Regions from separate parts of the Homo sapiens genome. Here region 1 is linked to region 2. A link is an interaction called in ENCODE POLR2A ChIA-PET data of the cell type or tissue named here. Cell type or tissue: GM12878. All regions are shown on one strand. Each heading gives the region's core, and the rest is flanking DNA. Links, peaks and the distances in the headings are about the cores only. Region 1 overlaps LY75-CD302 (LY75-CD302 readthrough). Region 2 has its middle 23 kb from the start of TANC1.

The links. ChIA-PET counts read pairs that join two places held together with the same protein. Peaks named below come from ENCODE experiments on the same cell type or tissue, not always from the same donor. Only the 100,000 strongest peaks of a DNase experiment are listed, where the experiment ranks them.
Region 1: POLR2A ChIA-PET joins it to region 2 with 5 read pairs; 2 of 35 experiments call an interaction of 5 or more read pairs at or near these places.

What each region holds. Positions count from the first base shown.
Region 1 is chr2:159,896,472-159,901,853 of GRCh38, forward strand. It overlaps LY75-CD302 (LY75-CD302 readthrough), which reads right to left. Exons shown (of 38, transcript NM_001198760.1): 2 at 2,217-2,588. LY75 (lymphocyte antigen 75) reads right to left here. Exons shown (of 35, transcript NM_002349.4): 2 at 2,217-2,588. Among named protein-coding and RNA genes, the nearest start is that of LY75, 5.6 kb to the right of the region's middle. RefSeq lists an enhancer at 88-327. In GM12878, for the core only: no CTCF peak of the experiment used is centred there; no DNase peak of the experiment used is centred there; H3K4me3 peaks cover 2,676 bases; H3K27ac peaks cover 5,000 bases.
Region 2 is chr2:158,942,523-158,947,904 of GRCh38, forward strand. No RefSeq gene overlaps it. Among named protein-coding and RNA genes, the nearest start is that of TANC1, 23 kb to the right of the region's middle. In GM12878, for the core only: no CTCF peak of the experiment used is centred there; no DNase peak of the experiment used is centred there.

The DNA of each region.
Region 1 (5,382 bases), core at 53-5,052, 950 kb after region 2:
TGGTTTTAAGCCCTAGCTTTGCTGTAACAAACCAGGTAACCTTGGATTTCACTTTGTTGGGACTTGGGTATCTTGTATGTTTTGTTTATATACTGCTAGATAAGAAGGTGGGGACAACAATCAGTATCGAGAGTCTGAGAGCGGAGTCCTAGAGAAAGTCCCTAACTTAAGACAGCAGTCCCTAACCTAAGAACAAGAAGGGATATACATAAATTGAAAAGGGTAGAATTGCCAGGACTTCATATTTGATTATATTGGAGTGGTGGAAGAGGCGAGCCTGAAACCTCTCAGGTGACTTGCTGATTTCTGACATGTAGAACTTAGATGGTACCAGTCACCCAGACAGAAACAGAGAAGAGGTGGCAAGTTTGGCCCTGGTTTCTGTGCAAATTAAAACTTGAGGTATGCCTTGACTAGTCACAACTATATATGCTTTAAAAAAAGCTTTAGTGTTTCAAATATTATATTTGAAAAGGTCAAGAAACACTTCATGCCTTTGGGTTATGCTGGTGGCATTGCTTAGCTCTCTCTGGGTGGTCCCCTGGGTAGATCCTTAACCTTTTTTGTGCTACTGATCTCTTTGGCAGCTGGGTGAAATCCACAGTCCCTGTCTCAGAAGAACATTAGAAATGCATACATAAAATACATAGGATAAAAAGGAAAACCAGTTATATTGAAATGAAGACACTGGGGACTGAGGGAGTTTAAGATTACAACTATGCCCCTCAAAAGAATTAGATCAGGAGACTAAAAGAACCCTGCCAAGAAAATTATCCTTTCTGATCCCTGGACAAATACAATGAAACAAGTTAAATCCAATTAAAAGGCATTTTGTTTGGCTCTGTGTTTCCTCTTAGTTGGCAAGTTGGAGAAGGGCTTTTGTGGCACAGAATTTAAATTTGCCATTAAGTCATATCCAAAAAGCAACTGCTTTACTTTTAGGAGGAAACTGGCTCGCAGAAACAGACTGTCAACTATTCAAAGGCCAGGGAATGATGAAAAGGAAACCCTATCTCTAATTCTCTAATATTTCTCCACAACAGAACTTGACATTCTCAGAATAATTCTTGCATCCTCACTAGGAAATAGAAAGCTAGAAAGAAAAACTTGTGCAGATGGATAATGGAAAGTATGGGAGCAAGCTGCTATAGTGACTTTGAGGCCAAATTTAGCTTAAATGATCTTTAAGAGAAGAAGAAAGCCACTGTAAAGCTAGGGAAATTTGTAAAGAAAGGCAAGGGGAAATAATAGGACTTAGAGGACATAATTATATGCATATCGACATTTGGTGTAATTTAGAGCAACATAATGAAAAATATTTGCTTGGGAGATAGCTAATTACATTTAATGGTTAAAAAAATAAATCTACTCATTCTTTAACTTAGAAATTAGTTGCAATCCAGTCCCTAGACTCAGGGCTAAGTCCATGGTCCGCTCCCCGCAAGGCAATATTAATATACTTATTTTCGGAAGCAACTGAAAAACTCCACTCTTAAAATGCTGAATCATAAATATAAACATCAAAATTTGGTTGCCATGCAAAAATGAAAATAAATAAGAAAATCCACTCAAAATTTTCCCATTTTATTCAAAATCCGTAGGCAAGAAAAAATATATTTTTCCTCCTTCTCCTTCTTTTCTTTTTTAAGGATGGGTGTCTCACTATGTTGCCCAGGCTGAAGTGCAGTGGCTATTCACAGGCGTGATCATTACACACTACAGCCTTGAACTCCTGTGTGCTCAAGTGATCCTGCTGCCTCAGTCTCTCGAGAAGCTGGGACCGCAACCATGCACCACTACGCCTGACCTTTCTTCTTCTTTTAAAACTTAGAATAAGATCAACATTATTAGATCATTTGACTTTTAGCCTGTACAAATCTAATGATTCCTTTCCTCTAGGGTTTCCTTTCCTCTAGGGTTTAGAAGACCATCATAAGAAGTACATATCTATCTGATGAAATCCCAGGTTTATCACAACATGGCTGTGTGACCTCAGACAAGGCACTTTATCTCTCTTAGCCTTACCTGCAAAGTAGAGGCAAATACCATGGACTTGTAAGAATGTCGCTCAAAGTAACTGCACAGTGCCTGGAAGTGAAGAGCTTACTCACTGCCCTTACTAATGTACGACTCTATTTTTACTAAATTGTGCATGTTTAATGCCACATGTGACAAGCACAACAGCAAATCGGTCAAAGTCCCTCTCTAATACTCACCATGATAAGGCTGGTCACAAAGGCTTTCCTCTGAGCCTCCTTTCTTCCAGACATCAGATGCATTTGAGATTGCTGTGCCATGTCCATCCTTCAGAGCCAGCCGGTACCGGGCAGCTCCGTACAGAGAGTGGTGCTCACATTTCCACCACAGCATGGCACTGGAGTCACAGCTGAACATTCTCAGCTCATTTACCGATTTGGTAATATCGAGGCCAAGGCACTTTTGGGAGTGCAAATGAAAGAGCCGATGCTGGGACACCCACTTCCATAACTTGTCCTCAGTTTCATCACAGTCGTCTGCTACTATCCAGCCATACACTGGCTTGATGCACTTGCCCGTATTTCCATGGACGATGGTGAAGGGGTCATTAGCTGAGTCAAATGGACAGACAGATTGTAGATTATGTGGTTGAAGCGCCTTGCTCCCTGCCTGCTGAGGAGAGTCTGAGCACTACTGGACTGTTCCCATCCTCAGTCTGTTCCCACTCTTTTTAAGCTGCAGGGGACTACAAAAGGTGGGACAGTGGTGAGCAGAGAGGCAGTGCAGTGTGTAGGGTCAGAACACGGGCTCTGGAGCCAGTCCGCCTGGGTCCATATTTTGCTCCTGCTACTTGTTAGCCATAGGATCAGGGCAAATCATTTAACCTCTGTGCTCCAGTTTTCATATGATGGTTGTGAGCATGAAAGGAGCTAATCCATGTAAAGCGTGTAGAGTAGCATGTATATTTGTTGTTGCTATTTCATGAAAGATTTTTCCCTTCTCATTTAATAAGACAAAAGAAGCTCTTTAGTTTTCATCTCAATGAAAAGTCTAGTTGGGACCATAATTCTGCCTTGCTTACATGTTAGCTACTACGGCAGGGTAAATTATTACATGAAAAGTCGATGCTTAACACAGCATGTGCACTATATATATGTTCCTTTCTTCAGATCCAAGTACATAGTGAGGCCTCTGTGCTCCTCTGCCTTAGGGCAAGTTAGTGGGGCCACTAAAAAGGAAAACTTAAGGACAATTTTCTTAAAGACCACTTCCCCCTAGATATTTTTTGGAGACCTAAATTCATTGAGGTATCTCAGAGGAAATGGGGAAATTTCTGAGGGAGCAGCAGAACAGTGGGGTACAGAAACAAGAAGAAACAGAGGTCTGGGTTCTGAGGGTAGAACCTGTGGCCAGCTCCACTGTGGCAGTTTCATTGTCCTCAGTTTCATCACAGTCGTCTGCAACTATCCAGCCATACACTGGCTTGTGGCACCCTCAGGAAGGCGACAGGGCCTGGGGAAAGCCTGGGGGGATTGACAGTGTGGATCACCTAAGAAGGCTGAACCCCAAACTCCAGGAACTACCAAAGTGATGGCTGATGAGTCTTGAGCCACCAGATACAAGATCCTGTGGGTTTGGACAATGGAAAACCCAGAGGTAACCAGCGGGATCCAATGACTAAAGAAGAATCCTCCCTGAATGTTCCCCTGGCACTTTGCATGAGCTGGCAAAGACCCCAGTAAGGACAATTATTGAAGTTCTGGCAACCTGGTGGAATGGGAGCTCAGCATCAAATTTAATTTGGATTTCTGAAAATAAAGTAATGCATTGTTTCTTGCACACCTGAGTTTGTGGAATAAGATTCACATCTGTTACAACAAACTATAATCAGATAATTTGGTTAGTTATTTTACAAAGGAAAATTTTAAACAATTACAGCACAAATCATGTTGATAAGAGTAAAGCTGAAATATTTTAGACAAGCTTAAGCAATCACTGTCAGTGAACCAGAGTTCAGCAGAAAGACCTGTAAAATTTTGGTTCCCAAAAGGCACTTTCATTTTGATACCAGCTTCACAGTCACTGGTTTCACTAACACCAGATGCTTTTCCTAGTAATAATTCAAAGGCTTTCAGAGTTAAAAATTCCCATACCAGGGACTGGTGACTTGAGGGGAATTTTACCATGTAAATAATAACTATAAAATTAAGTCTCACTGCAGCTTGAACTTTGGAAGGATTTTTTTGTTTTGTTTTAAATAACAGAAGCAACGACAAGAGAAACAACAACAGCAACAACAATCCTTTAAAGCTTAAAGTTATTTTAAATCTGAATTTTAAAAGTATTCCACAGGATTGCAGCTAAGGATGTTTGCCATAGCAGCTTTCATCCTTCACACTTTTTTTTTTGAGATGGAGTCTTGCTCTGTTGCCCAGGCTGGAGTGCAGTGGCACAATCTCAGCTAACTGCAACCTCCGCCTCCCAGGTTCAAGTGATTCTCATGCCCCAGCCTCCCAAGTAGCTGAGATTACAGGTGCCTGCCACCACACCCGGGTAATTTTTGTATTTTTAGTAGAGATGGGGTTTCACCATGTTGGCCAAGCTGGTCTCGAACTCCTGACCTCAGGTGATCCACCCACTTCGGCCTCCCAAAATGCTGGGATTATAGGCATGAGATACCGTGCCCAGCCACATCCCTCACACTTTCTTCTTTGACATTCCTCTGCCATTTTCTACTTGATGGACACAGGCTGGGAAGACAGTCAACAAAAAAGGAAAATGTGCTATAAGATTACTACTCACACTTTCTCTCATGGCCTTCTCCCACAATTCAATAGCTACTCAGATCTCTGATCTACATCTTTTCCAAAGTATTCTCTCTTGCCTCTCCAAAATAAATCTTGCATTCCAAAGTATCAAAAATTACAGAAGAAAAAAGAAGTCTGCTCCTGCAGGAGACGTGCCCATCACCCTTGTTGGAAACAGCCCCTCTCCTGCCCTGTAGTCTTGCTGCTGTCTTTCCCGGGCATTCTGCTTTGTGTGCTGGATCCCAAACAGGTGAACTGGGGAAGCAGCAGCTTTGCCTTCCTTTGCAGTTTGCAGTTCTGGATTTTTCAAAATTTTTGTAGAATCCAATGGATTAGCTACATTTCTTTATACAGTGGAAAAAGCAGGAGTTAGGAGTCCGAGATTGAAACACTAAAACACTACAGGAGAGGTGTGGAGTAGCTATGTTAAAGTGGAGCTGCCAAACTTCCTAACAAACTGCTACATCTCTGAATATAGATGTTTTTCTCAGACTAATCCCTTGTTTGAACCAAGTATGCAATTTCAATGTGACACTTATAGTGGTCACTTAGTACAGATCTTAATTATTGATATACTTAAAGGAAACTTATTAGCCTC
Region 2 (5,382 bases), core at 135-5,134:
GAGCTGAGATCACACCACTGCACTCCAGTGGTGTGCAGTAAGACCCTGTCTCAAAAAAAAAAATTTTTTTTTTCACAGTCACTTCAGCCTTCAGCAACCACCATTTTAATCGGTCAGCAGGCATCACTATTGTGGCAAAACCCTCCACCAGCAAAAAGATTACAAGTCACTAAAGTCTCATGATGGTTTATGGTTTTTAGCAATAAAGTATTTTTAAATTACAGTATTTTTAAATAATGGTATGGTATTGATTCCTTTTTTTTTTTTTTTTTTGAGATGGAGTCTCACTCTATCACCCAGGCTGGAGTGCAGTGGCGTGATCTCGGCTCACTGCAAACTCCGACTCCCAGGTTCACACCATTCTGCTGCCTCAGCCTCCCGAGTAGCTGGGACTACAGGCTCCCACCATTGTGCTGCCGGCTAATTTTTTTGTATTTTTAGTAGAGACGGGGTTTCACCGTGTTAGCCAGGATGGTCTCAATCTCCTGACCTCGTGATCCACCCACCTTGGCCTCCCAAAGTGCAGGGATTACAGGCGTGAGCCACCATGCCCGGCTGGTATTGATTCTTTTAGACATAATGCTATTGCACACTTAAACTACAGTATAGTGTAAACATAACTTTTATGTGCATTGGAAAACCAAAAAATCTGTGTGACTTGCTTTACTGTGAGGTGCTCCATCAACAGTAGTGTAACAAAATGCTGCTAGGTGTCCAGTACTAAAATGAGCTATTAGCCAGGTGCAGTGGTGTATACCTGTAGTCCCTCCTACTGGGCGTCAGAGGTGGAAGGGTTGCTTGGTCCCAGGAATTTAAGTCCAGCCTGGGTAACATAGCAAGATCCTATCTCTGGAAAAAAAAAGCATCTCAAAACAGTAGACTTTAGTGCAGTCATTGAAAGGATATTACAATCCTTTGGAGATATTACAGATTTGGTTACCTCCTGAGTAGCTGGGATTACAGGTGCACACCACCATGCCCGGTTAATTTTTGTATTTTTCGTAGAGATGGGGTTTCATTATATTGGCCAGGCTGGTCTCGAACTCCTGACCTCAGGTGATCTGCCCACCTCGGCCTCCAAAAGTGCTGGGATTACAGGCTTCAGCCACCACGCCTGGACCATGTTTTATAGTTTATAATATTTTATTTCATTCTCACAACAGGCTGAGCATGGTGGCTCATGCCCGTAATCCCAACATTTTGGGAGGCCAAGGTGAGAGGATCACTTGATCCCAGAAGTTCAACACTAGGCTGGGTACCATAGCAAGACCTCATCACTACAAAAAAAAAAAATTAGCCAGCCATGGTGGCACACACCTGTAGTCCCAACTACTCGGGAGGCTAAGGTGGGAGCATTGCTTGAGCCCAGGAGTTTAAGGATGCAGCTAGCTACAATCATACTACTGCATTCCAGCCTGGGCAACAGAATGAGACCCTATCTCTTAAAAAAATAAAAAAAAAATACATAAATACATAAATAAAATAATAAAGACAAAAAATAGAGTCATGTTCATAACAATCCAATGAAATAGATGAGAGACCTTTAGTTATTTCCGCTTTTCCAAGAGGCCATTGAGGTTCCTAATGTTAAGTGTCCTGCCTAAAGTGATCATTAAGAGCTGGTCACACCTTGCCACGCCCACAGCCACTTGGCAGCTAGGTAGGTAGCCCTGAATGGTCCTCGGACAGGATTTGCTTTGATGGTATCTCCTGGTCCCTTCCCTATTCCACAGCTGATTTTGCCAGAGGTGGTAACTGACTCAAGGGCAGCCAAGCTACAAGGCTGAGGTATAAGAGGTTACCTAGAGCAAAAGCTCTGCCCAAACAGGAATGATGGTGATTAGGTACGTAATTAGATTATCTAGAAAACATTTTGTGAGAAATACAGGGAGGATGTTGTCATTAGTCGCAAAAACTGAAAGCTACCAAAGATGAGAAAATCATTGTCTTTGTCTGTCTTGTCTTGCTATAACAGAATACCACAGACTGTGTCATTAACAAAGAATAGAAATTTAGGCCTGGCACAGTGCCTCATGCCTCTAATCCCAGCACTTTGGGAGGCCGAGGCAGGTGGATCATTTGAGGCCAGGAGTTTGAGACCAGCCCAGCCAACATGGCAAAACCCTATCTCTACAAAAAACACAAAAATTAGCTGGGCGTGATGGCACACATCTGTAATTCCAGCTGGGCTGAGGCATGAGGACTGTTTGAACCCAGGGGACAGAGGTTGCAGTGAGCTGAGATTGCGCCACTGCACTCCAGCCTGGAAGACAGAGTGACAACTCCTGTCTCAAAAAAAAAAAAAAAAAAAAAAAAAAAGAATAGAAATTTGTTTCTTACAATTCTGGAGGCTGGGAAGTTCAAGGTTGAGGACTCTGCATCTGGTGAGGTCCTTCTTGCTGTGTCATCCAGAGAGCATGAGAAAGCCAGAAAGGAAGGAAGCCAAATTTATCTTTTATCAGTAACCAACTCCCAAGATAACTAACCCACTCCTGCAATAACAACATTAATCCATTCATGAGAGCAGAGCCCTCGTGACCTAATTACCTCTTAAAGGTTCCACCTCTCAACACCATTGCATTGGGATTTAAGTTTTCAACGCATGAACACTTTAAGATTCTTAAAGTGGTTTCTTGAGATAGAATGTACTGCTATGGCTTGAATGTGTCTCTCACATTCAAGCCATAGCAGTTGTGCACATATACTATAAGGCAACAGGAATCATCCATAAACAGGGGGTATGAGTAAGAGTAAGGTAACTATAAATAGAAAACATATGTACTGTGTACAAATAGAAGGTAAGCTTTTAAAATGGCATTGGCAGGAGCACTGAAGCAGAGATTTCAGGGGACAAGTTATCATAATGGTGGGGGAACAGCATTCCTGCTGCTGAGTGGGCTTAGACCAGCCTCCTCTGACTTTTTAAAAAAAGTTTCATCCCATGGCCAGACTATAAGGACAGTGATCAAGAAAGACTGAGCCATCAGGTACAGTGGCTCATGCCTATAATCTCAGCACTTTGAGAGGCCAAGGTGGGAGGATCACCTGAGCCCAGGAGTTCAAGACCACCCTGGGCAACATAGTGAAACCTTATCTCTACAAAAAAATAAAAATAAAAAAATGAGGTGGGAGGATCGCTTGCGCCCAGGAGGTCGAGGCTGCAGTGAGCTGTGATCGTGTGAGTGCACACTGCATTCTCACCTGGGTGACAGAGAAAGACCCTGCCTCCAAAAAAAAAAAAAAAAAAAAGCAAGACTGAACCTAGAGGCAATGCGATGACTATCATATCTCATCTGATTATAAGAGTAAAGCCTTTTTTCCCAAAGTACTGATGAAAAGTAACAGAGAGAAGGCTGGGCGTGGTGGCTTATGCTCATAATCCCAGCACTTTGGGAGGCCAAGGCAGGCAGATCACCTGAGGTTAGGAGTTCGAGACCAGCCTGGCCACATGGTGAAACCCCGTCTCTACTAAAAATACAGAAAAGTTAACCAGGTGTGATGGTGGACACCTATAATCCCAGCTACTCAGGAGGCTAAGGCAGGAGAATCGCTTGAACCTGGGAGGCAGAAGTTGCATAGAGCCGAGACTGTGCACTGCACTCCAGCCTGGGCAAGAAGAGCAAAACTCCATCTCAAAAAAAAAAAAAAGAAAGAAAGAAAAGAAAAGTAGCAGACGGAAAATAAGAAAGTTAGAGAATCAATCCAGAAGACTATCATCTGATCAACAGGATAGAGAGATTTTTTTTAAAAAAGAAGGAATAGGAAAAAATGGAGTGGAGGAAATTATCAAAGAAATAATAGAAGAAAAATTTCTACCACCAATTGATGTAAATCTTCAGAAGATAAGTCCCACTGAGTGCTCAGTGTAACAAATCAAACAAATCAACAACAACAATAAAGCCATGACATACCTTCATATAATCCCAGAACATCAGGAAAAAAGAACAAATCCGAAAAGCTTCAATAAAGTAAAAACAGGTGACACACAAAGGAGTAGGTAGCAGAATGGTACTGCACTTTCTCATTCATTTTCTAAGAGTTTTGTAAAATAATTATAAATATTTATAAAACATATCATATATATTTATTTGTATGTACATAGGAAAAGGTCTAGAAAGTTACATATCAAAATATTAATAGTGGTTACCTTTAAGAAATAGCAGCACTATGGCAGGTTTTTTGTTTTTTTTTTTTAGAGATAGGGGTCTCACTATGTTGCCCAGGCTGGTCTCAAACTCCTGGCCTCAAGTGGTCCGCTCACCTCAGCCTCCCAAAGTGCTGGGATTACAGGTGTGAGCCACCGTGCCCAGCCCCATTATGGTGATTTTAAAATACGTCCACAAATATGTTCCTACTTCTCTCTCCAAAAGGTGGGGCTTGATTTCACTTCCCTAAATATGAACTGGACTGAGTGGTGTGTGTGTGTGTGTGTGTGTGTGTGTGTGTGTGTGATTTATTAGATTCAACCATAAAAGTCATTTGGCCTCTTTCTTGCTCTATCTTTTGGATTGCTCACCCTGGGGAAAGCTAGCTTCCATGTTATGAAGACATCCACACATCCACACAGTGCTATGTCATGGCCCATGTGGTGAAGAAGTGAGGCCTCCTGCCCACAACCAGCATCACTCAGCAGGCTTACTTTGGCAGTGGGTCTTGCAGCCACAGCCAAGCCTTCAGATGACTACAGCCCTTGCAAGCATCATGGCTACAACCTGTGAGAGATGCTGGACCAAGAGCCACTCAGCTAAGCTACCCCGGATTCCTGATCCACAGAAACTATGTGAGCCATTAAGTTTCAGGGATAATTTCTTACATGGCAATAGATAACCAAAATAAGTATAAACATGAGAAAGGTAAGGGAGAACATTTTACTTTTTAGATTTTTTTTTTTTTTGAGACGGAGTCTTGCTCTGTTGCCCAGGCTGGAGTGCAGTGGCACGATCTTGGCTCACTGTAACCTCCATCTCCCAGGTACAAGTGATTCTCCTGCCTCAGCCTCCCCGAGTCGTTGGGACTATAGGCACGCACCACCATGCCCGGCTAATTTTTGTATTTTTCGTAAAGGCGCTATGATGGCCAGGCAGGTCTCAAACTCCTGATCTCGTGATCCACCGGCCTTGGCCTCCCAAAGTGCTGGGATTACAGGCGTGAGCCACTGCACCCAGCCTAGATTGTTATATTCATATTCATTGTTTACATTTTTACAATCAGTGTTTCTAATTAAACTTTTAAAAAAGGCGGGGCAGGGGCAGGCATGGTGGTTCACATCTGTTATCCCAGGACTTTGGGAGGCCAAAGCAGGAAGGATCGCTTGCATCCAGGAGTTCAAGACCAACCGGGGAACATAGCAAGACCCTGTCTCTATAAAAATCAAAAATTAGC